Regions from separate parts of the Homo sapiens genome. Here region 2 is linked to region 1. The links are chromatin loops, found by intact Hi-C in ENCODE. Cell type or tissue: heart left ventricle. All regions are shown on one strand. Each heading gives the region's core, and the rest is flanking DNA. Links, peaks and the distances in the headings are about the cores only. Region 1 overlaps EPCAM-DT (EPCAM divergent transcript). Region 2 has its middle 7.1 kb from the start of CALM2.

Evidence for each region. Hi-C counts contacts between places; a loop is a spot of excess contacts. Peaks named below come from ENCODE experiments on the same cell type or tissue, not always from the same donor. Only the 100,000 strongest peaks of a DNase experiment are listed, where the experiment ranks them.
Region 2: it touches region 1 in a loop (3-fold over the local background); 86 of 110 quality-filtered maps call a loop at or near these places.

The regions. Positions count from the first base shown.
Region 1 is chr2:47,266,651-47,279,218 of GRCh38, forward strand. The region is part of intron 3 of EPCAM-DT (EPCAM divergent transcript); the gene reads right to left. Among named protein-coding and RNA genes, the nearest start is that of BCYRN1, 62 kb to the right of the region's middle. RefSeq lists a silencer at 5,814-5,993 and enhancers at 7,553-8,053, 8,054-8,554. In heart left ventricle, for the core only: a CTCF peak has its summit at 5,909 (motif pointing left); a DNase peak (open chromatin) is centred at 5,791; H3K4me3 peaks cover 1,042 bases; H3K27ac peaks cover 4,804 bases.
Region 2 is chr2:47,177,307-47,189,874 of GRCh38, forward strand. No RefSeq gene overlaps it. Among named protein-coding and RNA genes, the nearest start is that of CALM2, 7.1 kb to the left of the region's middle. In heart left ventricle, for the core only: no CTCF peak of the experiment used is centred there; no DNase peak of the experiment used is centred there.

The DNA of each region.
Region 1 (12,568 bases), core at 1,793-9,792:
AGGAGGTCGAGGCTACAGTAAGCCATGATCATATCACTGTATTCCAGCCTAGGCGACACAGTGAGACCCTGTCTCAAAACAAAAAACAACAAAGTAGGGGGAAAGAAGAAAAATGTCTATACTGCTGGAAGGCTTTGTCCTGGTGCTCAGCCCTCGGGGCTCACCTGTGTAGATGGGGTCTGAGGATGGGAGGGACTAACACCTCTAGCAGGAATTTTCTCTGGAAGAGTCAGATCCCCCAGGAGAATGTGGGGCTGACCAGAATGTGTGTCAAAGGAGAGAGTTCCTGGAGGACTCACAGGTAACTTTTTACCTAGGGGTTTAAAATATTCCCCATTTTGCAGCTAGAGAAGCTGAGGTTCAGATACGTTAAGTAACTTCCAGGTTCCTTCCAAGCATCATGCAGGTAGTATTTGACAAGATTTAAATTTGAAAGTTCTTCCGATCCCATTTCCCTGGCTCTTCCCACCTGTTACATACTGCAGCAGTAAAGTTGCGATAATGTGTGCTGATGTTATTTTGCATTAAATGAGATAGTCCTGTTGAAAGCTGCAGCCCCGGGTATGCAGTTAATGCTCTACAGATGTCATCTATTATTATTATTATTATTATTATTATGCCCTACTCATTAGTTCATATATTTTATGACCACGTTGTAAGCACCTTAAGGGCAGGGGTCATTCCTCTCCACAAGGCTGGGCATAGAGTAGCTGCCTGACATAACCAGTTACTAAATAGCATTATTTTACAATACTCATAAAATAGAAGCAGAATTGCTCCCTTTAAGGCAGGGCTTTGTACTTTGTGGAGAAAGCAAGTCTGGCTGTGACTTCAATGGGAAGCTCTCCAGTGGCTTGGAACCCTGGTGGTCAACAAGAATGACACACCAGGGAAAAGAGCAGTAACCACACAACAGAACTCCCAGGGTCCAGGCCCTGACCACTGACGCCAGGCGACCATTGTAACAGCCCTGCCCACAGGGCCTGCAATCTAATAGGCTCAGCCTAGCCGAGGTGGGTGCAGCCTAGGAGAGAATCTGGACCCATCTCCTGGCTCCACAGCCTGCAGCTCGGGCCTAGGTGGTGCAGGAGGTGACTTGAATCAGAAACAGCCTCCAGGGTTACTGGATCACTTTTCTCACCTGCCCCACCTGGAAACAATGCAGGAAAGGGGACTTAGGAGGCTTTCAGTCTCTGGCTTTGCCCTTTACTAGTGCTGAGCCTCAGTTCCTTCATCCACAAAATGGGATAATAGTTCCTTTTCCATGGGATAGTAGCAATTAAATAAAATATAACATGGAAAATACGTAACACTGGTACCTAACTCATTGTAAGCGTTCTTAGAAGAAAATCAGTTGTCTCTAGGTCGCAATCCGCCTGAAGGTGGGGATTATATCTGATTCATGCCTGAATAAATGAATTCATGCCTAAATACCTGGACTCCTTCTGCTAATGCTTCATCTCTTCTGCTAAGCCTTGCCTGTTTTAGGCCTTGCTAGAAAATATCTAGAAGGGTTAACACCATGTTTTTTCCCCTCCTTCCAGGAGGGCCTGGGGACAACATGATAGCCTGAGTACCTGGAGAGAGAAAGGGGGTCACTTTCATAATGAAGACAAATTCGTGGTGTCACCAGCTCCTCCCTGGCATGCATGCAACCCTTATTTTGGACCTTCTCATTGCCCCAGGATGCTTGAACCCACTGGGGGCTATGAGGATTTGAGAGAGGCCAAGTTTCCCTTAGGGGTGGAGTGATGTATTCCCATTAGAATAAAGGAGTGAATGATTTAAAGGAGGGGTTAGAATTTGGACATTAAGGATAGAATTTGTGGCGCGGGCACGGTGGCTCACGCCTGTAATCCCAGCACTTTGGGAGGCAGAGGCGGGCGGATCAAGAGGCCAGAGTTTGAGACCAGCCTGGCCAACATAGTAAAACCCCATCTCCAATAAGAATACAAAAATTAGCAGGGCATGATGGTGCCTGTAAGCCCAGCTACTCAGGAGGCTGAGGCAGGAGAATTGCTTGAACCTGGGAGGCGGAGGTTGCACTGAGCTGAGATCGCGCCACTGCACTCCAGCCTGGGCGACAGAGCAAGACTCCATCTCAGAAAAAAATAAAAATAAAAAAAAGAATTTGCAGGAGTTCTAGAACAGTATGGGCAACATAGTAAGACACTGTCTCTACAAAATAAATAAATAAAAAATAAATAAATAAATAAATAAATAAATAAATAAATAAATAAATAATCTGGGCATGGTAGCACATAGCTGTAGTCCCAGCTACTTGGGAAACTGAGACAGGAGAATCCCTTGAACCCAGGAGGTCAAGGCTGCAATGAGGTATGATGGCACCACTGCACTGTAGACTGTGTGAAGCAAAACCCTGTCTCTAAGAAAAAAAAAAATGCAGGGCACGGTGGCTCACAGCTGTAATCCTAGCACTTTGGAGGCCAGGGCAGGCAGATGGCTTGAGTCCAAGAGTTTGAGACCAGCCTGGGCAACATGGCAAAACCCTCTCTCTATTTATATTTTTATAAAATAATAAATAAATAAATAAATAAATAAGTAAAGTTTGGAAGTCAATTGGAGTTAGGATTTGGTAATTAGTTATCATTTAATTTCTGAGTGAGAGCCAAAGAGCTGCCAGTGGCTAGATATGATGAAGGCCATCACTTTGGTCTGAAATTTAAAGTGTTCTGTTCCAGAGGCCTGCCTCCTTCACTATGTGGAGCCAGAGATTCCTCCCCTCTGACTGATTCCTGCTGAGAGAGCAGGTTGAGTATCTACCACATACCAGGTGTAAAGTCTGGCATACAGGGTCCAAAGGTGTCAAGAACATAGCCCTCTACAACGAAACTGGGGAGGCCAGGCCTAAGCCTAGGCCTGACATAGCCCAGTGACTATGGGGGAAATCATAAATCTCCTAGCCTTAGCTTTCCTGGCTGGTATATGACCCAATGCCTCATGGGGCTGTTTGAAAAGCCCCAAATGATCACGGAAGGAAAGAACTTTAAAGGGAACCTGCTCTTTGGCAGAGCAAACTGTTCCAAAGGGAACTACAGGCAGGGTTTGGCACCCTGCCCTCAGAGAAGGCTGGTATCCATCCTCCTTTCCTCCATGAAACTCCAAGCTTTCTTGCCCTTGCCACGCCCACCCCATCTTTCCCAAGACCATTTCCAGCAGGGACTCATGCCTCTTAACAGGAACTGACAAAGAAGTGACACACCCCTAAAGCTTTCCGGGCTTCTGGTGTCCCCCACCACCCCCACCACACACACTCCAGCCAGCCCTGGGCTGCAGTGTGACCAATCTCATGAGTCACTTGGATAAAGTGAGGACTCAACAAATATTTATCAAATGAATGAATGAATGAATGAGGCAACGGGTGAGTGAGTGTCTCCATGAATGGGCAGCCACTCCCTCTGAGAATGAGACTGCTTCTTCATTCAGGATGCTGAGTGCTCCCACAGGAAGTCACTCCAGATTTTTCTGATGAGTGCTCCATGGGGGAGACACATTCCCTGTTTTTTCTCAAGCCCCATGTGTTTTATTTTCTCCAGAACTCCATTGTGGGGGCTGTGTCCTACACTCCTTTGGGACCTTATGTACTAGACTTTATACCTGGTATGTAGTCGGTGCTCAATAAATGTATGATGAATGGAAGGGGGAAAGAAAAAGATTAGTAAGACTTGGACCCTACCTTCCAAATTATTACAATTTAGCTAGAGAGAAAAGGCAGGTACAAAAGTACCATAGGACAAAGCCCAGTAGGATAATTGGTACCAAAAAAAAAGGGGTCAAGGAGTGAATGCCACATTCAGAGCTGGGAAAACTCATTATGGGCTGAAAAAGTCAGGAAATGCTTCCTGAAGGGACTGAATGGGATTCTCTTCCTGAAGCCTGGCCTTGAAGGAAGAGAAAGATTTGGAGGCAAGTCAAGGGAGGTGTTCTTGATAGGGAAAAAGGGGATGGGCAGCTCGCCAGAGGAAGGCCGGTTGAAATTATGTTACTTTGAGTCGATTTAGTGGAGCAATGGAAGAGTCCAGCACGTATTGTAAGATAGTGTCAGGGAGGAAATATAATTTTCCCTGTACCCTTCTGAGTCCTTAGCTGGGACCCCTGTAACAGAAGACAGATTAACAAGGAGAAACAAACAGGGCTGGGTGCGGTGGCTCACGCCTGTAATCCCAGCACTTTGGGAGGCCAAGGTGGGTGGATCACCTGAGGTCAGGAGTTTGAGATCAGCCTGGCCAACATGGTGAAACCCCATCTCTACTAAAAATACAAAAATTAGCCAGGTGTGGTGGCGGGTGCCTGTAGTCCCAGCTATTCAGGAGGCTGAGGCACGAGAATTGCTTGAACCTGGGAGGCGGAGGTTGCAGTGAGCAGAGATCGTGCCACTGCACTCTAGCCTGGGCAACAAGAGTGCGACTCATTCTCAAAAAAAAAAGAAAAAGAAAAAAACACAGAAGTTTACTAATATGTAAACATGGGAGACACTCAGGGAAAATGAGAAAACCTTGAAGAGATGACTTAGAACTCTTATATAGCATCTTCAACAAAAAACAATGCAATTTTAGAGAAGTGACAAGACAAAAGCAATGGACCTTGAGTCCCTAGGGGTGGCAATTGTGGAAAGACAAATAACTGAACAAAATAATGGTAGATAAAGGCTAGTTAGCAAAGCTTTTTATGCAGATTCCTCTGGTGCTGTCTCCAGGCTGATAGAGGTCTAAGGCCGTCTTCTGTGATCAACCTTTGTCCTTCCTGATTGAGAGGGAAGGAGGGACACCCTTGTAAATTTATATCCGGCTTTTAGGCAAATAGGGGGAGGGCAGAGAGTTTTTCATGTTTCTGCTTCTTCTCAACTGCCTTCAGCTCAAAATAATCCTTGTGCCCAAGTGGCATATTTTAGGGCCGTGTATTCGGCTACCCTTCATAGGGTGGGGCAAGACCATGCAGAACATTGAAAGCTAGGATAAGAGATTTGGATCAAGTACTAGCAAGGGCATTGGAACAGTGGCAGAAGTGAAAGGGAACGTGTGAGGTGTGGGAAGATGGAGGGAGAGGGCTCCAGGTAAGTATCATAGCAACAGGAGCATGGCAAAGCCTGCTGGTCCCCTGGGACCCATCAGGGCTGGCCAGAGCTGGGTCTTAGGCAAACAGACAAACAGATCCCTAGATCACTTTCCATTTCTTTTTCTTTTCTTTCTTTTCTTTTTTTTTTTTTAAGCAACGGGGACTGGCTATGTTGCCCAGGCTGGTCTCCAACTCGCAGCCTCAAGCAATGCCACCATGGGCTACCGTGCCTGGACTACTCTCCATTTCTTTCTTTCATTCATACAAATAATGATTGGCTCTATCACCAGCCAGAGCCTGCAGAAGTAAACAGGGCAGATGCCTTCCCACATTCCCCAGGGGCCCTGGACTCTACTCTAGGCCCCCATCCCAGCGCCCAGGCCTAAGGCTTGAGGCTACCGAGGCCTAAGGCAATGGCTGGGGGTGAAATCAGCTATGGCTTCTCATTTGCAGCTTCCCTGTACAAAACCGCTAATCTTCACTCCCGGGTTCCGGGCCCACGTCCTCCAGACCATGCCCCTCACCCCCGGCCACCACCCTCCCCGACTGACCACACCTGGAAGGGAAGGAAGGGTGGGGGTGGCCTGCAGAGGGTGTGGCGAGATCTGGACGGCCTGGGGGCGGGGGACTAAGTTGACCGGAAATGGGGCTAGGCCGCGGCCAGGGACGGCAGCAGATGATGGTTGAGGAGTGGCCTAGGAAGGCCTCCCTGACGGCGCCCACACACGCCCCGCGGCACCGCGAACACGGCTGACAGGGCAGTTGGGCAGCGAGGTAGTCGGGAAAGAGCAGGGGGAGCCCAGCGGCTCCGTTGCGCCCTCTGTCGGCCGCCAGCCTCCATTGCACGCGGCGCCGCCCACCTGCGCACTGGGACCCCGGCCCTGGGCCGACCAGGAACCCCTTGCGCCCGCGCCAGCTCGAGCCCTGTTGCACCTGTCGTGGTCACCGCAAGCCTCTCTGGGAGAAGGCAGGTGGGAATGGGAGCCTTTTTTGTAATGGGAATAGAAGCATTCTCGGAAGTCTCCTCCCCAAGGGCACTTAGGAGCCAGCATTACCCAGTGCCTGCAATTCCACCGTTAGACATTCCCTTCTTTGGAGGGGTGGAGAGGCGATGTCTTCAACTCTTATTGGTTATTACGGTAAGGATTTACCAAATGTGCCTAGGAGAGAGCCTGGAGGGGGTGAGTAGTCTAAATCATTCATTCTGTCCCTGAGCCAGGCTTTCATTAGCACTCATTTGCCAAGGCCGTTCTGAAGGTGACCCAGCACCAACAGCCATGCTGTCCAACTGCCAGGGTCGCGAAAGGCTGGTTTCTCTTGCGGTGATTTGCCTTTTATTAATCACCGGATAGCTGAGCCTTCCTCTTCCAGGAAGTCTGCCTTGACTTTTGGGGGTAAACTCCTGTTACAAGCCAGGGTTCTCTGTTTATTTCCCACGAGATTTGCCTGGTATCACCAGAGTCCAGGCTCGTTCAGTGCCCGGGTCAGAAAGCCCCCATCAGCTGGGACACTTCTCTAAGGGAAAAGGAGAAGGGGAACATAGAGTTAAGGGAGCAGACTCGCCCATTTCCTGCCGTCAAGGTCAAGGACACACTCCCCAAGGGCTGGTTGCCTTGGCCTCACATTACTGATGACCTTGATGACCTTGTGAACACCCACCATCTGTTTCCAGAGAGTATCCAGGAGGTCCCATAAGATTGTGAATGCTCTAAAACTTAAGTTAGATGGTCTTCTCTGCTCAGATCCCTGCAATGGTTCCCCACGCCACTTGGAGTAAAAGCTGAGCCTTAGCCTGCATGGCCCTAAGCACTTGGAGCTAAGCTCCTATCGCTGTTCTTGCCACTCACTTCCCTATGGCCATATCGGCCCCATGCTGTTCTTTAAGCACACCAGACACACTCCCACCTCGGGGCTTTTACACTCACTGTTCCCTCTGCCTAGAAGGTCACTTCCCGACACCCCCATGACCCGCCTGCTCCCTCACCTTCCTCGGGCCTTTATTTAAATGCCACCATGGCCGAGCAGCCTGACTCACGCCTGTAATCCCAACACTTCAGGAGGCCAAGGCGGGAGGAGTGCTAGAGCCCGGGAGTTCAAGACCAGCTTGGGCAACATAGGGAGACCCCCATCTTGAAAAAAGAAAAAAGTAAATGCCACCTTATCAGAGAGGCTTTCTCTGACCATCCTGTCTAAAACAATACTCGCCATCATTCTTTGGGTGCTTAGCTCCCTTGATTTTCCACAAGCACCTGTCACTCTCTAACGTATTGGTTATTTTCGTTTATTTGTATGTCGTCTGCCTCCCCAGCGGGAATGTAAGCTCCACAAGAATGGAGAGCTTTATCAGTTTTGTTTACGGCCCAGCACCTAGAATACAGCCTGGCACATAGTCAGTGCTCAATAAATTTGTGAAATGACTGAATGATTGTGCCAGGCACTAAGCCAAGTACCAGGACAGGCCATGAATAATAAGCCTGGGCTCTTGCCCTTGAAGAACAGACTGGCGGACAGGCAAGTAATTACAAACCAGAGCGATGAGTGCTATGTCTAAATACAGATGTATATAAAGTACACATGAAGGCTCAAGGGAGAAAATAATTCACTCTGCCTGGAAGTAAGAGGAAAGAATGAGTATGATGTCATCGGGTAGGGAAGAAAGGGAAAAGGCATTCCAAGCAGAGAGAACAGTCAGAGCAAAGGCTCATAGAGATGTGAACGTATTTGACATGTTCAGAGGGTGGTAAGTCGACTTGCCTGGCTGGAGCACTGGATGTGGGGCAGGTATGGCAGGAGATAATTTGGAAAGAGAAGCTGCAGTCACATGATGAAGGGGCATGTTAGAACTATGACAACTGGCTCTCTAAATTTCAGATCTATGCCAGGCCAGCGGGGACATTGCAGGGCAAAGAACCTACTTCTAACCCCGGCAAAGGCACCGCAGGAGCAACCCTGTCCTCCTGCCTAGGGAAGGCCTGGGAATGTTGCGTGGCCTCCCCAAGTGGGCAGGCTGGGGTCAGAGCACCTGTGGCAGCAGCCTGGTGGTTCTGCTTGCCTTCCTGTTGCTGATTTAAACAGGGCCCTCAATAAGGACCCTACCCAGCTCCATAGGGCCTGAAAGAGTCCCCAGTCACATGTCCACAGCCTTGATCACAAAGAATCTGTTTCAAAATGTCCTTATTTTGCAATCTGACTCAAAAGGATGGGGAGTGGAAAAATTACAGACAGCAGCCACCAAGGGACCTTGGCTTAATATAACTGGTGACCTGGGAAACGACAGAGGCAGAAAATAATTTCCCTTTCGGACTGAGGGATGGAGAGGGCCTCTCATAGCTGACTCAAAATAAAGACTTTCCTTCAAGCAGAGAGAGAGTATTTGTATTTGTATATAGGATTCTTTCTTTTTCTTTTTCTTTTTCTTTTTTTTTTTTTAACAGAGTCTTGCTCTGTCACCCAGGCTGGAGTGCAGTGGTGTGATCTTGGCTCGCTGCAGCCTCTGCCTCTCCAGTTCAAGCAATTATCATGCCTCAGCCTTCAGAGTAGCTGGGACTACAGGCTCAGGACAACATGCCTGGCTAATTGTATTTTTACTTGGAGACAGGGTTTCACCATGTTGGCCAGGCTGGTCTCGAACTCCTGGCCTCAAGTGATCCACCCACCTCAGCCTCCCAAAGTGCTGGGATTACAGGCTTGCACCACTGTGTCCGCCCTATATATAAGATTCTTTTCTCTGCCTCCCACTTTTGTTATTTTGCTCTTTCCCTCCCCTCCACTCTTCCCGCAGCCTATCTCTGCCTCTCAATCCTTCTTTTCGGTTTTCTTTTATTTTCTCCTTTCCCACTTCTCCTTCCACCTGCCAAGTTCCACTCGTCTCCTCCTTCCCTTTCCCTCTCTGTTCCTTCAACTTAAGCACAAGACCCATATTTAAAACTGTTAAAGGATATTTTTTAAAAGGTAAAATTATAATTCTTATGCAAATATAAAATAAGGCCGGGCACAGTGGCTCACACCTGAATCCCAGCACTTTGGGAGGCAGGGGCAGGAGGATTGCTTGAGCCCAGGAGTTCAAGACCAGCCTAGGAAACCTGACAAAACCCTGTCTCCACAAAAAATACAAAAATTATCCAGGCATGGTGGCGTGTACCTGTAGTCCCAGCTACTTGGGAGGCTGAGGTGGGAGGATTGATTGAGCCTGTGAAGTCGAGGCTGCAGTGAGCTGTGATCATGCCACTGCACTCCAACCTGGGTGACAGAGTGAGACCCTGTTTCAAAAAAATTTTTTTTAAATATTTTAAAAATAAAAAATAAAAACAAATATAAAATGAGCATGTCAGTGACTTCAATTCAATTGATTAATTAATGAGGGAACTGGTAAGATATTACAACCAGTTCACAGGAAAATCCAAGAAACAGACACATATATAGGCAATCAGGGATGTTAAAGGGAATTTACTAATAGATGCAAAACCGGCCTCTTCATTTGCATTTCTATGAACAGGAATCTTGTGTTTAAGCATCAGCTTACCATAAGTTAACTTACGTCTCTACAGAGATGCCACATCATTGAAGACAATAAAAGGCACAGATTCCTGTAGAATCAGACAACCTAGGAAGGGTCTTCTACTCTAGACAATGCCTGACATTGTTGAAAGGACACCCAGGAAGCATTGCCCATTTCAAAGTCGTTCACAATTTTTGTTGACAAGATCTTAGAAGGGACTATGGGAGCTGGTTAATATTTTTTCTCTTTTCTTCTTCTTCTCCTTTTTTTTTTTTTTTTCTTAACAAGGTCTCACTCTGTCATCCAGGCTGGAGTGCAGTGGTGCAATTATGGTTCACTGCAGCCTCAACCTCCCAGGCCAAGAGATGCCCCCAACCCCCTCTTCCAACCTCGGTCTCCCCAGTAGCTGGAACTACAGGTACGTGCCACCACGCTTGGCTAATTTTTTTATTTTTTTGTAGAGATGGGGTTTTGTCATATTGCCCAGGCTGACCTCAAACTCCTGGGGTCAAGCAATCCTCCCACCTTGGCCTCCCAAAGTACTGGGATTACAGGCATGAGCCACCACCCAGCCAATAGAGCTGGTAACTTTTTTCAAGTCTCCAAACAGGTCTCTGTCTGGAGGTAGAAATGGATTCTAGCTCAGAGGCTTAGTTCTGGGGCAGGAATGGGGTTGAAAACAATGATTGCCTGGCTGTGATCAAAGCTGAGGGTGATGAGGCAGGTGACCATTGGCCAATACCCCATAAACCCTCATTCTTGTCATCTTACCATCATCTTCTGGCCTTGGAGACGCAGAGAAGCTCAGGGCAAGGTTGAGAGCAATCTACCCCACATGTGCCCAGGGAGGTGGAAGCAGCCCTGGGTATGGAGATGGACATGATCCCTCCTTAGACTATCCCTGGCAGGTGGCTGTCCCCAGGTGACAGCTTTCAGGACCACCGCACCAGGCTTTCATGCCCATTTTCTGAAGCCTGTGACAGCCCTCATTCTCTGCTGCTCAGATCCTGCATGCACCCTGCTGTCCATTCCCAGGCCTCACACAAGTCCTCCTTTATTACCTCTCCCCAGATTTGGCATTTCAGGATCTCTGCAGTTACCTGAAGAGAAACCATACAGATTTCTAAGGTACATGTTCTGACAAGATATGTGAGCTTGGAAGTATGAAGCAATCTGTGAGAGTTTCCTGAACTGTGCAGGTTATTGAGTGCTGAGCCCTGAGTGAGATGCTTGGCAGATGCTGGGGTGGGGTAAGGGAGGATAACATTGGCAAAGAAGATGTGATCCCTGCTCTCAGGGCATTTACAGTCTGGTTTGGGAGGCCAAATACCCAGGAGACCCCAGCAGCTAGTGGTCATGCTCAATGCATGGCGGGGGGATGAGGATGGGGGACATTCTGACCACAGGACCAGCTCTGGAGTAGGCCAGGGAGACCATCCATCATGGGCAAAGTGCCCACATAATCCCTTATCTCCATAAAAGAAAGGGCAGCTACCTTCCTTACCTGAGCAGGTGTCTTGAATTTCACCTCCCCATAGATAGGGCTGCGGGCTGGACCTTAGCTCGTGCCCCCTGCCTCTTCATTCCCACCCTTGCAGAAGAGAGAACTCTTCAGCCTCCAGGTAGAAACCCCAAGCGGGTAATCAAAAGATTAAAAGATTTCTAAGATGCAAAGGCTGAGCAGGTGATGGAATGTGCTCCACCAAACAAGGGGCCTTGGGGTAGGGCTTAGGACCAAGTCACGGACACCCAGGTTTGGTTCTTCTGGTTACTCTGGTAGTTGTGTGACTCAGGACAAATCATTTCCCAGCTCATCCAACAGGGAAGTTGGACTCCCTGATTTCTTTGTTTCTTCTGTCTTTTATATTTTCTAGTGTGGCAAAATACATATAATATAAATGTGAGTGTTAATTTTATCTATCAACTTGCCTGGGCTACAGGGTACCCAGATATTTGGTAAAACACTATTCTGGATGTGTCTGTGAGAGTGTTTCTGGAGAAGATTAACATTCGAATCAGTAGACTGAGTAAAGCAGATTGCCTGCCCTAATGTGGTCTCATCCAATTCCTTGAAGCCTAAATAGAACACAAAAAGGCTGTTTAGGGGAAAATTTGCTCTGCCTGATAGTCCTCAAGCTGAAACATCAATTTCTTCTACCTTTGGCCTCAGATTTAGACTGGAATTATGCCATCAGCACTCCTGGGTGTCCAGCTTGCTGAGCACAGATGGATTGGGACTTCTCAGCCTCCATAATCACATGAGACAATTTCTTTTTCTTTCTTTCTTTCTTTCTTTCTTTCTTTCTTTCTTTCTTTCTTTCTTTCTTTCTCTTTCTTTCCTTCTTTCTTTTTCTTTCTTTCTTTTCTTTTCTCTTTCTTTCTTTCTTTTTTTCTTTCCTTCCTTCCTTCCTTCTCTCTCTCTTTCTTTCTTTTTTTTTTTTTTTTTTGGAGTTTGTTGCCTAGGCTGGAGTGCAATCGCGTGATCTCAGCTCACCGCAACCTCTGCCTCCTGGGTTCAAACAATTCTCCTGCCTCAGCTTCCTGAGTAGCTGCGATTACAGGCATGCGCCACCATGCCTGGCTAATTTTGTGTTTTTAATATAGACGAGGTTTCTCCATGTTGGTCAGGTTGGTCTTGAACTCCTGACCTCAGGTGATCCGCCCGCCTCGGCCTCCCAAAGTGCTGGGATTACAGGCATGAGCCTCTGCACCTAGCTGCCAATTTCTTGTAGTAAATTTTATATATTTTTTTTTCTTGACAAGATCCTAGGAAAGTATAGGAAAGGGAGGTGGGAGCTAATTTTTACATGTGTCTCGTAGCTCCTATTGATTCTGTTTCTCTGGAGAATCCTGGCTAATATAACAAAATTTGCCATTTTGATCATTTTTAAGTGTACAGTTCAGGGACATTAAGTACCTTTACATTGTTGTGTAATCATCACCACTATACATCTCCAGAAATTTGTCATCATCCAAAACTGAAATTCTAAACTC
Region 2 (12,568 bases), core at 1,874-9,873, 89 kb before region 1:
AAAGTCACAGTATCCGAGCTTCAGTGGGATTAGTATCTCGAAATGGCCCCTTGTTATCGTGGGGTTAAAGGGTTCTGGATTGGACAGAGCTGGGCATGAGTTAGTTGGGTCCCTCTCTCAGGTGCAAGACCTTGGGTGAGTCATTTAATTTTTAGCCTCACTTGTAAAATACAGGCAATAAGACCTATCTCGAAAGAATATTGAGGAAATTAGAATTATGCAAAGATTAGAATTAACAAAGTGTTAAAGTACCTGGCACAGGGTAGGACTCCAACAATTGGTCACTATAATATGCCTTCCCCTTCATAGGAAATTTGCCCTTTTGGATTTCTAACTCCACAGATTTAAATGAATATTTTAAAAACCACATAAAAACTAACTGCTTGGTCCCATCCAAAATAAACAAAGGCGTACATACCTGAAATATTTAACAGGTGGATAGTGAACACCTACTGTGTAAACTCGGTTTGATTATAATTGTAACTATAGAAGGGCTTACGAGATGCAGAGGTGAGGACCTTAGTCCTCTATAAGAGGTTCCAAAAAGGGTTCCTAGAGAAGGTAACTCCTAAATTGTCTAATGTTATAAAATGGGCTAGGAAAAAGCAGGGAGGAAAGAAGGGAGCAAGTTCTGGGTGAAGTAAGTAACAGCAAAGGCCCGGAGGTGTGTAATTGCGTGGTATGATGGAGGAGTTGCAAGGGGATAGGCATTACTAAAGCCCAAAGTAGACAGCCAGCCTCGTTAGGCAGAGAGGACGCTGGGAAATTAAAGAGGAATAAGGTTTAAATCTCAAAAGGCAGTTCCTTAAGAAGATTGTTGGTAGAATCCAGCTCAGAAAAAAAAAAAAAAAGAAATCATCACAGGCCATATCAAGGTCTGAGAATTTTCCAGTAAAAAGCACAAGCATGTAGACCCTTAAAACCCAGTGAACAGCATTTTTTGCAAGCCAAGGTGAAATCTTGCCTACTGAAGACAGCTCCCTAGAGAACATTGCCCTGCCCAGCAAGACCATTTCTGATGCTAACAGCTACCTGCATCCACTTGGAAGGCTTCAGTGGAATTTAACCTCCTTTAGCCAAGTTAGACATTTTCTCACACCATCAAAAATCTTTTCTTTGCCAGGCCAGAGGTGGGTCCTCTTTCTTTCAGTCATGCAAACCAGGCATTAAATGCTCTTCCAATTAGCATTGGCAACCCTGTGACCTTCTTTTCAGATGAATGACCAGTCAGTGCAAACTCAGGACCCTGTGCTTCTATTGTCCTCGCTAATGTGGTGACGTAATGATGGTGGGGGGAAAGGAGATTTAATTAACTTTATCCTGTGAATGGAATACCATCGAGACAGAATGTTACTTAAAAGCGGACACCTCTGCTTCAGAATCTGAGCTGAAAACGGAGCCCTAAGGCCTCCGTTTCATTACTCTGCATTCTGGTAGCTTCCAGGTCTTTCCAAGGTATTCCTCAGAAATTTGTCTCTGATTACTCCTCAAATCCTCAGATGGAAGAGCCATCAATGATCTTTTCTTTCAACTTAGTCACTAAAAATACTCTCTTTACACAGTACCCCATTAGTATGCAGTGATTTTACTGCATGAAATTTTTAATGATGGGAAATTGAATGACAAAATGAATAATCACCTCCTCTAGAAAATGAATTTTTAAAAAGATGGATGTCTAGCATATAACAAGTGCATCGTTAAGTCTGAAATACAGGTGCATGCTCAGAGATGTATGTATCCATCTCTGGAGTTTAAAGCCTCCAGGAGCTTTTAAACAAATATTTAGGTGTGAAATATGTTTGTTAAAACAGATACATAAAAGTCCTCCCAGGTTTCTTAGGTTGGATTTCCGTAAAGCCTCTCTTGCAGAACTTTCCTTGCTGACCTCTCTTAGAAGAGAAAGAAAATGAGAAAAAAGTCAAGAGTTACATTTAAAGCCATTGTGGTTTATGTGTATTTGAGACTGTTTCAAGTCAATTTATTTATAGAGCATTTGTCTTCCACAACATGACATACAGTGCTGCCTGACTTTGGCAATTGCCACTGAGAAGGTTGGTGATGACCAACATGCCAAGGCCAAGAAGGTGGTTGTCCTTGAATTTTCCTGTCCTGACTGGTAAAACCTTACAGCTCTCTGCCTTTGCCCATGTTGGGAAAGTGAGAATGTACTTCCTCTCCACACCTCTTCCTCAATTTGCAGGTCAGAGATAACACAAGCCCTATCCTTTGACACTTCCTTCCCATAGCTTCCCTCCTCCAGCCATCTGTGCTAATGACCAAGGTGAAGGGCAAAGGGACAATCACAGTAGCTTTTTTTTTTTTTAAGACAGGGTCTCATCGTCACCCAGGCTGGAGTACAGTGGCGTAATCATAGCTTGCTATAGCCGCACTCTTGGGCTCAAGTTATCCTCCCGCCTCAGCTTCCTAAGTAGCTGGAACTGCAGGCACAAACCGCTGCGCCCAGCTAATTTTTTTTTTTTTTTTTTTTTTTTTGAGACAGAGTCTCGCTCTGTCACCCAGGCTGGAGTGCAGTGGCACAATCTTAGCTCACTGCAAGCTCTGCCTCCTGGGTTCACACCATTCTCCTGCCTCAGCCTCCCGAGTAGCTGGGACTACAGGTGCCCACCACCACACCCGGCTAATTTTTTGTATGTTTTAGTAGAGACAGGGTTTCACCATGTTAGCCAGGATGGTCTCGATCTCCTGACCTCGTGATCTGCCCACCTCGGCCTCCCAAAGTGCGCCCAGCTAATTTTTAAAATTTTTTGTAGAGACAGAATCTTGCTTTGTTTCCCAGGATGGTCTTAAACTCCTGGCTTCAAGAGGTCCTCTCTCCTCAGCCTCCCAAACTTCTGGGATTAGAGGCATAAACCACTGTGTCTGGCCCCCAGTAGCATTCTTGATTTTAAGGCCTATGTGTTTCTCAACAGATAAAAGAAATAAATCCTAAATATCCTAAGGCATTGAATTATGTATTGAATCAACTTCTATGCATCTAGAATGGTACTAGTTATGTACCAGCCTTGAGAGAATAGTACTGAAATCAATTTCTTGTTCTGTGGTTCAGATAAAGAGCCCTGGTTCAGAAAGTTAAACTATCCTTCCTCCAAGATTATGGGAAAAAACGGAGCTGGGTCAGGAATCCAGCCAGGTCATGTTTTGCTGAGATGGGAGTTGAAGAGTACAGAGAAGGAAATGAATCCCCCAGATACCTTGAATGGGTTTCTGCTCACATACACACAGGAAAAATTGGGTGCCTTCAGCTTTGATATTAACAATCATTTATTTGCTCACTCAAAAAATTTCAGATGTCAGTTTAAGGGTGATCAATCTCCTGGATTTGCCTAGGACTGGAGGTTTTCCTGGAATGCTAGACTTTCAGTGCTAAAACCAGACAGTTCCAAGCAAACCAGGGTGGTTGGTGGGTCACTCTGGAAACCATGACCACTCATTCTATAAATACCAGTAGCCTATGAGGTGCTAGAAAGGTGCTGTGCTAAAGATGAACGTGGGAGACCATGGAAGCACATGGTGACAAGCTAATGGGTAAGTAGGGAGCTTCCTAGAGAATGTGATCTGTAGAAGTTTGGGCAAAGGTGGAGAAAGAGAAAAGAAACACAAAGGAACAGAGACATCATCATTACCATCTCCATTGTCAACATCATCCTCAGGTCCACTCTCCACACTACACCTACTCCACAGGCCCTGGAAGCAGGCTCTGGGCTGTTTGAACAAGGAATTCTGTGGTCCTGGGGACCTGGTATAGTCTAGAAGGGGTAGGAGTGTGTGGGCTCTGCGTGAGGAAGTCCCCTTGGCCTGTGTGTGGAGTACACCTGGAGGAAGGACAGAACAGAGTCCTCTAAAAGGAGGCTAAGGGAGCTTCTCTCTTACCCAAGTCTATAGACAGTGCTGAAAATGCCTGCTGGCAACACCTCCTAGAGGCCCTCAGGCATCACATCCAAAACTGAACACATGATCTTTTCACCCAGACATCCTCTCCTCTATTCTGGTCTCATTAAAAAGTGCCTCCCTCACTCTGTCACCAAAGCTACACTGAACCACTCCCAGGTATCTGGATGTGCTGTGCACTTTCCCACTCCCACATCTTTGCGTGTGCTGCTCCCTCTGCCTAGAAAGTCTTTTCCTCCTTTTCCACTGCCTGCTGAACATCTGCTTATACTTGACCCAAGCATCACATCCCCTGTGATGTCTTCCTATCTCCACCAGTGCCTCTCCTTGTGACTCAAAGTGAAATAATCATTATCTCTCAAAATATCCTTAAAGCTTGATGGTACTATTTTCTTACAGGTTGGTTGCCCCAACTAGGCTGAGCTCCTTGAGGGACCTTATTTATGTCTGTACCCTTACCACCTGGCATGATGCTGGGACATAGCTAATGCTAAATACATTTTGTTGAATGGATAGGTAGATGAATGAACGAAAATATTATCATTTTGTACATGCCTTTTTCACATGGCTTTTAATATTCAGATAGTGTTTACAAAGCATATGTTGTCTTAAAAATAATGAAAAAATTTTTTTTATCAGAGAAAGTAGCCAGCAGGGCAATTCTAATCTTCTTATGGAAGTTACTATTTAAATCAATTTGAAAATGGTAAATACGCTGGGCACGGTGGCTCATGCCTGTAATCCCAGCACTTTGGGAGGCCGAGTCCGGTGGATCATGAGATCAGGAGTTCGAGACCAGCCTGGCCAAGATGATGAAACCTCGTCTCTACCAAAAATACAAAAATTAGCCAAGTGTGGTGGTGCACGCCTGTAGCCCCAGCTACTCGGGAGGCTGAGGCAGAGATTTGCTTGAACCCGGGCAGTGGAGGTTGCAGTGAGCTGAGTTTGTGCCACTGCACTCCAGTCTGGTCAACAGAGTTAGACTCTATCTCAAAAAAAAAAAAAAAAAAAAGAAAGAAAATGCTAAATACATACTTGTTCAAATATAGCTTTCATCTTCTTTGGGTTTTTGTATTGTACAATAATTCTGTATACAATTTTTAAATTGTGGTTTTTCTCATCTTATTTAGAGAATTTATGGTTCAGACCATATTAGCTTCATGAAATTATGAATTAAAGCAATTAACCACCAAGTAATTAAGCTGTAAAAATGTTGTGCTTTCACTCTGAATGGTTTCCAGAAACAAGGTGATTGATATTTTGGTGTATTGTTGGCAGCATGGAAGGCTATATGGAGGTGTGAATTTTTGCAAAGGTACCTCAAAGTGTAACTTCATTTTCTTCATATTGGCTTGCTTTTTTAGTATCTTTTGGCAAGTTTGACAGGTAGAAATTGGGATGCCCATTCTCAAGGCTGGGAATTTGGCGTTGCTGAGGACCTCTCTGTCCTTTTTCACGCTGTCTTCCATTCCCGTTTAACTAGCTAGTCAGTATTTCTAGGCTCTGCTTGTGGAACTTGGCATAAATCATTGTCTGCTTTGAAAGATTTTTTGGATGTTCCAAATAAACTACCTACCCATCTTCTTTCTCTTCTCCATATTTCAATATTCTTTGTTCTGTGCTCAGGATCACATTATCTATTTTATCTTCCATGGAACTCTTGGTAACAATGTCAGTTTGGAAGCTCATCTGCCATTTTTGCTCTCTGTTTGAGATGCACTGACCTCTCTTCTGAAGGGAAATCAGGAACCAGGGACCAGACAGTCCGAGAAGGCAGCTGTCACCTTGATGAGGGCATGGGATCAGATGAGTACCCTGTTAAGGCTGGATTGGAAGGGTATGGATTAATTCCTGAACACTGTAAATCCCTCATGTTATTCGTTTTTATTTTTGATGCTCTGAAATCACGTCAATACAAGAAAGAGAGTATATTTGCTGGGGAATTTTCCCCTCTTGTGGCTTCAGAATATCTGCAGAGAGCCTTTCCTGGAAGGGAAGAGCTTAGTTTCCCCTCTGTATGAGGAAATAGGAGTCACTTAGGGAATATATCTTTCTTCTTTACAATAACAGGATTGATTAGGAATGAAAGAGCTTATGTTTTGCCAGGAGTAAGTTTTTTTCTTTTTTTTAGATGGGGTTTCACCATATTGGCCAGGCTGGTATTGAGCTCCTGACCTCAAGTGATCCGTCCGTCTTGGCCTCCCAAAGTGCTGGGATTACAGGTGTGAGCCACTGCACCAGGCCAGGGGTAAGTTTTTAATTTTTTTTATTTTTTTTGAGACACAGTTTCACTCTGTTGCCCAGGCTAGAGTGCAGTGGCACAATCTTGGCTCACTGCAACCTCTGCCTTCTGTGTTCAAGCAATTCTCATGCCTCAGCCTCCCAAGTAGCTGGGATTACAGGCACACGCCACCATGCCCGGCTAATTTTTGTATTATTAGTAGTGATGGGATTTCGCCATGTTGGCCAGGTTGGACCCAAACTCCTGACCTCAAGTAATCTGCCTGCCTTGGCCTCCCAAAGTGCTGGGATTACAGGCATGAGCCTTTGCGCCTGGCCAAGGGATAAGCTTTTTAATGACCAAATATTTCCTTAGAAATTTCATTTTCAATTTAATTTGAAAGATTTCAAATGTACAAAAAGTTGAAAAATAGTATCTTAACCACTCATATACTATCCACCTAGGTTCAGCAATGGCTGATGTTTGTTACATTTGCTTTACTTTCTCTGTCTCTGTCTCTTCCTTTCTCTATACACACATACACATACACACCACATACAGACATGCAGATTTTTTTGAAGTGAATCATTTTAAAGTTGTAGACATCATACATCAGCACCAAATTCCAGCATATTTCTCCTAAGAACAAGGATATTCTCCTGTAAAACCACAACACCGTTATCAAACTGTTTAAAAAATTGCGTATCAGCCGGGCACGGCGGCTCATGCCTGTAATCCCAGCACTTTGGGAGGCCAAGGCGGATGGATCACTTGAGCCCAGGAGTTTAAGACCAGCCTGGGCAACATGGTGAAACCCCATCTCTACTAAAAATACAAAAATTAGCTAGGCATGGTGGTGTGTGCCTGTATTTTCAGCTACTTAGGAGGCTGAGATGGGAAGATCACCTGAGCCTAGGAGGCAGAGGTTGCAGTGAGCTGTGATCGCACCACTGCACTGCAGCCTAGGCAACACAGTGAGACCCTGTCTCAAAAAAATAAATAAATTCCACATCATCTTAGATCTCATCTATATTTAGGTTTCCCCATTTGTTCCCCAAATGCTTTTATAGCTGTTTTATTTTCTCTAACTCAGATCCAACAAGAGCCATACTTTGCAAAGTTATATCTCTTTAGACTTTTTATTTATTTATTTATTTAAGAGACAGCCTTGCTCTGTTGCTCAGGCTGGAGTGCGATGTGGCATGAGCCAAGCTTACTGTAGCCTCGAACTCCTGGGCTCAAGTGACTTTCCTGCCTCAGCCTCCCAAGTAGGTGGGTCTACAGGCATATGCCACCACACCTAGCTAATAGACTCTTTTTTTGTTTTTTTTTGAGACGGAGTCTTGCTTTGTCACCCAGGCTGGAGCACAGTGGTGTGATCTCAGCTCACTGCACACTCCACCTTCCGGGTTCATGCCATTCTCCTGCCTCAGCCTCCCCAGCAGCTGGGACTACAGGCGCATGCCACCACGCCCAGCTAATTTTTTTGTATTTTTAGTAGAGACGGGGTTTCACTGTGTTAGCCGGGATGGTCTCGATCTCCTGACCTCGTGATCTGCCCACCTTGGCCTCCCAAAGTGCTGGGATTACAGGCATGAGCCACCGCACCAGGCAACTCATTTTTTTGAGATGGAGTCTCTCTCTGTCATCCAGGCTGAAGCGCAGTGGCATGATCTCCGGTCACTGTAACCTCCACCTTCCAGGTTCAAGCAATTCTCCCGCCTCAGCCTCCCGAGTAGCTGGGATTACAGGCATCCACCATGACGCCCAGCTTATTTTTGTATTTTTAGTAAAGATGGGGTTTCACCATGTTGGCCAGGCTGGTCTTGAACTCCTGATCTCAAGTGATCCACTCACCTCAGCCTCCCAAAGTGCTGAGATAACAGGCATGAGTCACCACGCCCCACCTAGACTCTTAATTCCTTTAATCTAGATCAGTTCTCCCACCTTTGCTTGTTTATTCATGACACTGATATTTTTGAAGACTCAGGACAGTTTTCTTTTAAAATGTTTACATTTTAGATTTGTCTGATTGTTTCCTCATAGTGTCATTTAACTTGTACCTCTACCTCTGCATTTCCTATAAATTACAATTTAGTCTAAAGGCTTGACAAGATTAAGCTTGAAGACTTTTGGCAAAAATACTTCGCAGGTAATATTTGTGTATTTCACACTGCATAATCTCAAGAGCATCTAATAGCAATTGTTCCACTATTAGTGATGATATATTTGATCACTTAGTTATGATGACATTTACCAGACATCACCATTGTAAAGCTACATTTCCCGCTTTAATTAAGTCATCTTATAAAGTCATCTGTGGGGCAAAGCTCTGTCTTTGTGTGAATATTCTGTTTCCCCAAATCTTTACCTAGTGATTTTATCACCCATTGATGATCCTTGTCTAAATCAATAATTACATTGTAGGTTGAAAAATTATGGGTTTTCTATTCTGTAATCCCTTCTGCATGTACTAGCTAGCATTCTTTTTGTAACGAAGTACTTTCTTTTCCCTTTCTCTCTTGTTGTAAGCATTACTATTGACTGGCAGAATTTTTTTTTCTAATTCAGTGTATTATAATCAGTTACATTCACATTAATTTTTGGTGCTCAAGTTGTCTCATATTTGGCCAGTATGGACTATTCAAGCCGCTCCTGTGTCCTTTTATCTTTTTGATATTTCTCCATCCATTTTTGGGTACTTTCTTGCTTTCTGGCACAAAATGTTCCAGACTCACCTTGTACTTTCTCTGCTTGGACCCAGGATCAGCATTTTATTCAAGGATCCTCAGAGACTTTTAATGCATCCTTTTTTTTTTTCATTCTAAACTTTAAAAAAGTCACCATTTTATATATTTTGCACTCATCCTGTCCATAAACACTTCAATGGCTCTCCCTAGGCCTTCAGAAACATTTCCTCTCAATACAGCCTTTATCCTGAACCCTTGCTCTCAGCACTCAATTCTTCATGCCATCTCTGTGTAGCTCCTTCAGTTCTTCCCCAAGGTGTCATATTTGGGGGTGTAAAAAGTGAGCACTGGATCAAACTGGAATATGGATAATATCATAAAGCCCACTGGGAAGCGGCAGGTGAAAGGTTGAGATGGGCAGGGCCTGGACAAAAGAAAAGCATGGACCCTCAGCCAGCAGGATGCAATTATAACTGCCTTTGGCAGAGAGACCACATCTTCCCACAGCCCCCACTCTGATCCTTACACTTGCTGCTGCTGCTGGTGTTGCTGCTGCTTTGTGCCGCCTTTCTGGGAGGCAGAGAAGCCTTGGAAAGAACAGGAGCTTTGCTTTATTCTAAGAGTTCAATACTTGGTCTCCTTAGGGAGACCCCAAGGTCAGGAGAGAAAAAGAGTGACAGCCATTGCCCCAGTTCCCCATTCCAATATTCATACAAACCCATTAGACTATTATTTGGACTGTTTGTACCCATGTTAATTTTCTCTTGTGTTCAAGTTTCTTTATTTGAATATATTTTGTCTTATATACAGCCATACCACCCTGAATGCACCCAATCTTGTCTGAATATATTTGGTCTAGGTTTACTGTGTCTCTTAGTAGTAAATAAAACTGGAATAATTTTACTTGCCAGTGATTCTTAGTTAACTTTATCGTATTAAAACTTTTAGTTGTGACCAAAAGCTCTCCTTCAGCAGCGTCCTTCTGTGTCAAGTGAAGTTATCTCCAGCAAGCCCTGCGTTCTGTTTCCCCTCCCCAGCAAGCACCTCATGGGCTGTGCTCTCTTCTGTCTCCGAGTCACTTGACATTGTATAGGGGACCCCTTGTTGCACAGGGACTACTCAGGAAGTAGGGATTTGCATCCACATCACCACCAACTAGCTCTGTCATCTGGAATAAGCCCCGCATAGCCTCTCTGGGCCTCAGATGGCAAGTCTGTCACATGATCTCTTGATTTAAAGGAGATTAGTAAAGTCCCTTTGGATAGTAAGAACCAGCATAATATTAACTTTTCTTGCTGTCACTTAACAATATGAATTGGTTTTGTTTAAGAACCAGGTGCTCGTTGGATTAAATTTAGAAAATTGGCCTGCCTGTGATCTTTCTCTTTCTGCCTCTCTCTCTCTCTCTCACCCTCACTAAAAGCAGCACATGCACGCTGCTAGGAATCCTTTCCCTCAAGTTATAGATCGTTTCAGTGGGAAGAGATTTCAGAGGTCATTTAGTGCAACCCTCTAATGAGGAAATTAAGACCCTAAAGTTGGGGTGATTTGCCCAAGATCCTGCATAGTTGGAGAAAGAGTCAGATCTAGAACCCATTTCCCTGGCTCCAAGCTGGTCTCCTATATCATATGAATGACTGACTCCCATTGCTACCCTCTTTAAAATTCTGCTGATTCTCTAACCCAGCCATAGCAACTGCGGTAACCCCCATCTTCCACCCTTATCACCTCTTCGTGTGTGTTTTTATTATTTTGTTGTTGTTGTTGTTTCTTGAGACAGGGTCTTACTCCAGTTGCCCAGGCTGGAGTACAATGGCATAATCTTGGATCTTGGTTCACTGTATCCTTGACCTCCTGGGCTCAGATGATTCTCCCACCTCAGCCTCCTGAGTAGCTGGGACTACAGGAGTGCAATACCACATCCGGCTAATTTTTTGTATTTGTAGTAGAGACGGGGTTTCGCCATGTTGTACAGACTGATCTCAAACTTCTGGTCTCTCTGCCAAAGGCAGTTATAATTGCATGCTGCTGGCTGAGGGTCCATGCTTTTCTTTTGTCCGGGCCCTGACCATCTCAACCTTTCACCTGCCGCTCAAACTTCTGGGTTCAAGCGATCTGCCTCTGCCTCCTAAAATGCTGGGATTACAGGCGTGAGCCACCATGCCCAGGCTGTGTGCATTTTTAATCACTTCTCATTATGCTAATAGTAACTAACTTTTTCAAACACTGTATCCACTATGTTGTTGGAACTGTGCTAAGCATTTTACATTTAGTGTCACATTGAATCCCCATGTGACTTATAGGGGCAGTTCTGCAACCATTCAAGTTTACAGATGGAGTAGCTAAGGCAAAAAGGATTTACATAATTTGCCCAATGTCACACAGCTAGTAGGCCTCAGATTTCTAACTAATTTCTGCCTGAATCCCAGACTCAAACAGTGTGCTTTTCTGCTTGGGAGTACTTGTTTTCTCATTCACTCATTCATTAATCACAGGTTCTTCAGTACCTGCTAGTGCCCAACACTGAAGTAGGCACTAGGAGAACAAAGAAACAAATAGAGGCCAGGTGTGGTGGCTCACACCTGTATTCCCAGCACTTTGGGAGGCTGAGGCAGGTGGATCACTTGAGGTCAGGAATTCGAAATTCTTTCTGATGTCTAAAACTTTTATGACTAAAAACTTTCCGAAGGCAAGATTTAAACCTGTGGTTTGTAGGCCAGGCGCAGTGGCTCACGTCTGTAATCCCGCCACTTCGGGAGGCTGAGGCGGGTGGATCACCTGAGGTCAGGAGTTCGAGACCAGCATGGCCAACGTGGTGAAATGCTCTCTCTACTAAAAATACAAAAAATTAGCCAGGCATGGTGGCCCGTGCCTGTAATCCCAGCTACTCGGGAGACTGAGGCAGGAGAATCGCTTGAACCCAGGAGGCAGAGGTTGCAGTGAGCCGAGATCGTGCCACTGCACTCCAGCCTGGACAACAGAGTGAGACTTTGTCTCAAAAAAAAAAAAAAAAAAAAAAAAAAATCTGTGGTTTCTAGAATATAATGGGCTGCAGACAGAAATAATTCTTGTCAGACAGAAAATAGAGATTGGAGTTGAGAAAGCAGGTTTACTGCTGAGAGGCAAACTAAAGTATGGGTTCATATGGAATTTGCAGATCCCACTAAAATTGTGTTAACAAACAATCAGCAATAAGAAAAGTTGAATACCTACTATATACTAGGTACCATGATGGGCACCTGGAAGATAGAAAGACAAGGAAGACAACCAGAACATTCAGCCCAGTAAGAAGTAAAGCAAGGTTGGGGTGCGTATAATATCTTATTGTGGATGTGATCACAAGTGGCTGAGCTTTAGGATTGTCTGAAGCATCTTGGAAAAGAGAATTATTTTCCATTGGGAGGTAGAAAATGACAAAATGAGATATTCTAGGAGTTTAAGAAGAGGAGACATAGTTTAGGGTTTGAAGTGAGGACATGAAAGTAGGCCTGGTGGCCCTCCAGTCTTTTCTTCCTCCTCTACGTCAAGGGGCAGGTTCCCTTAAGATTGGAGTTTGATTTACTTTAATTGTACTAGTGTAGACCAACTCATTCCTGAGGCTGCTACACACTTATGAGTGAATCATTTAACTATTTTTATTTCATTGCTAGACTTTGGAATTTATTGAGTCAACTTAAAATCTTAAAAACAATACATTTGGTCAGTTTGGCCTGTGGCCCAGTTTAGTTTGAACAGAGATATCCACATC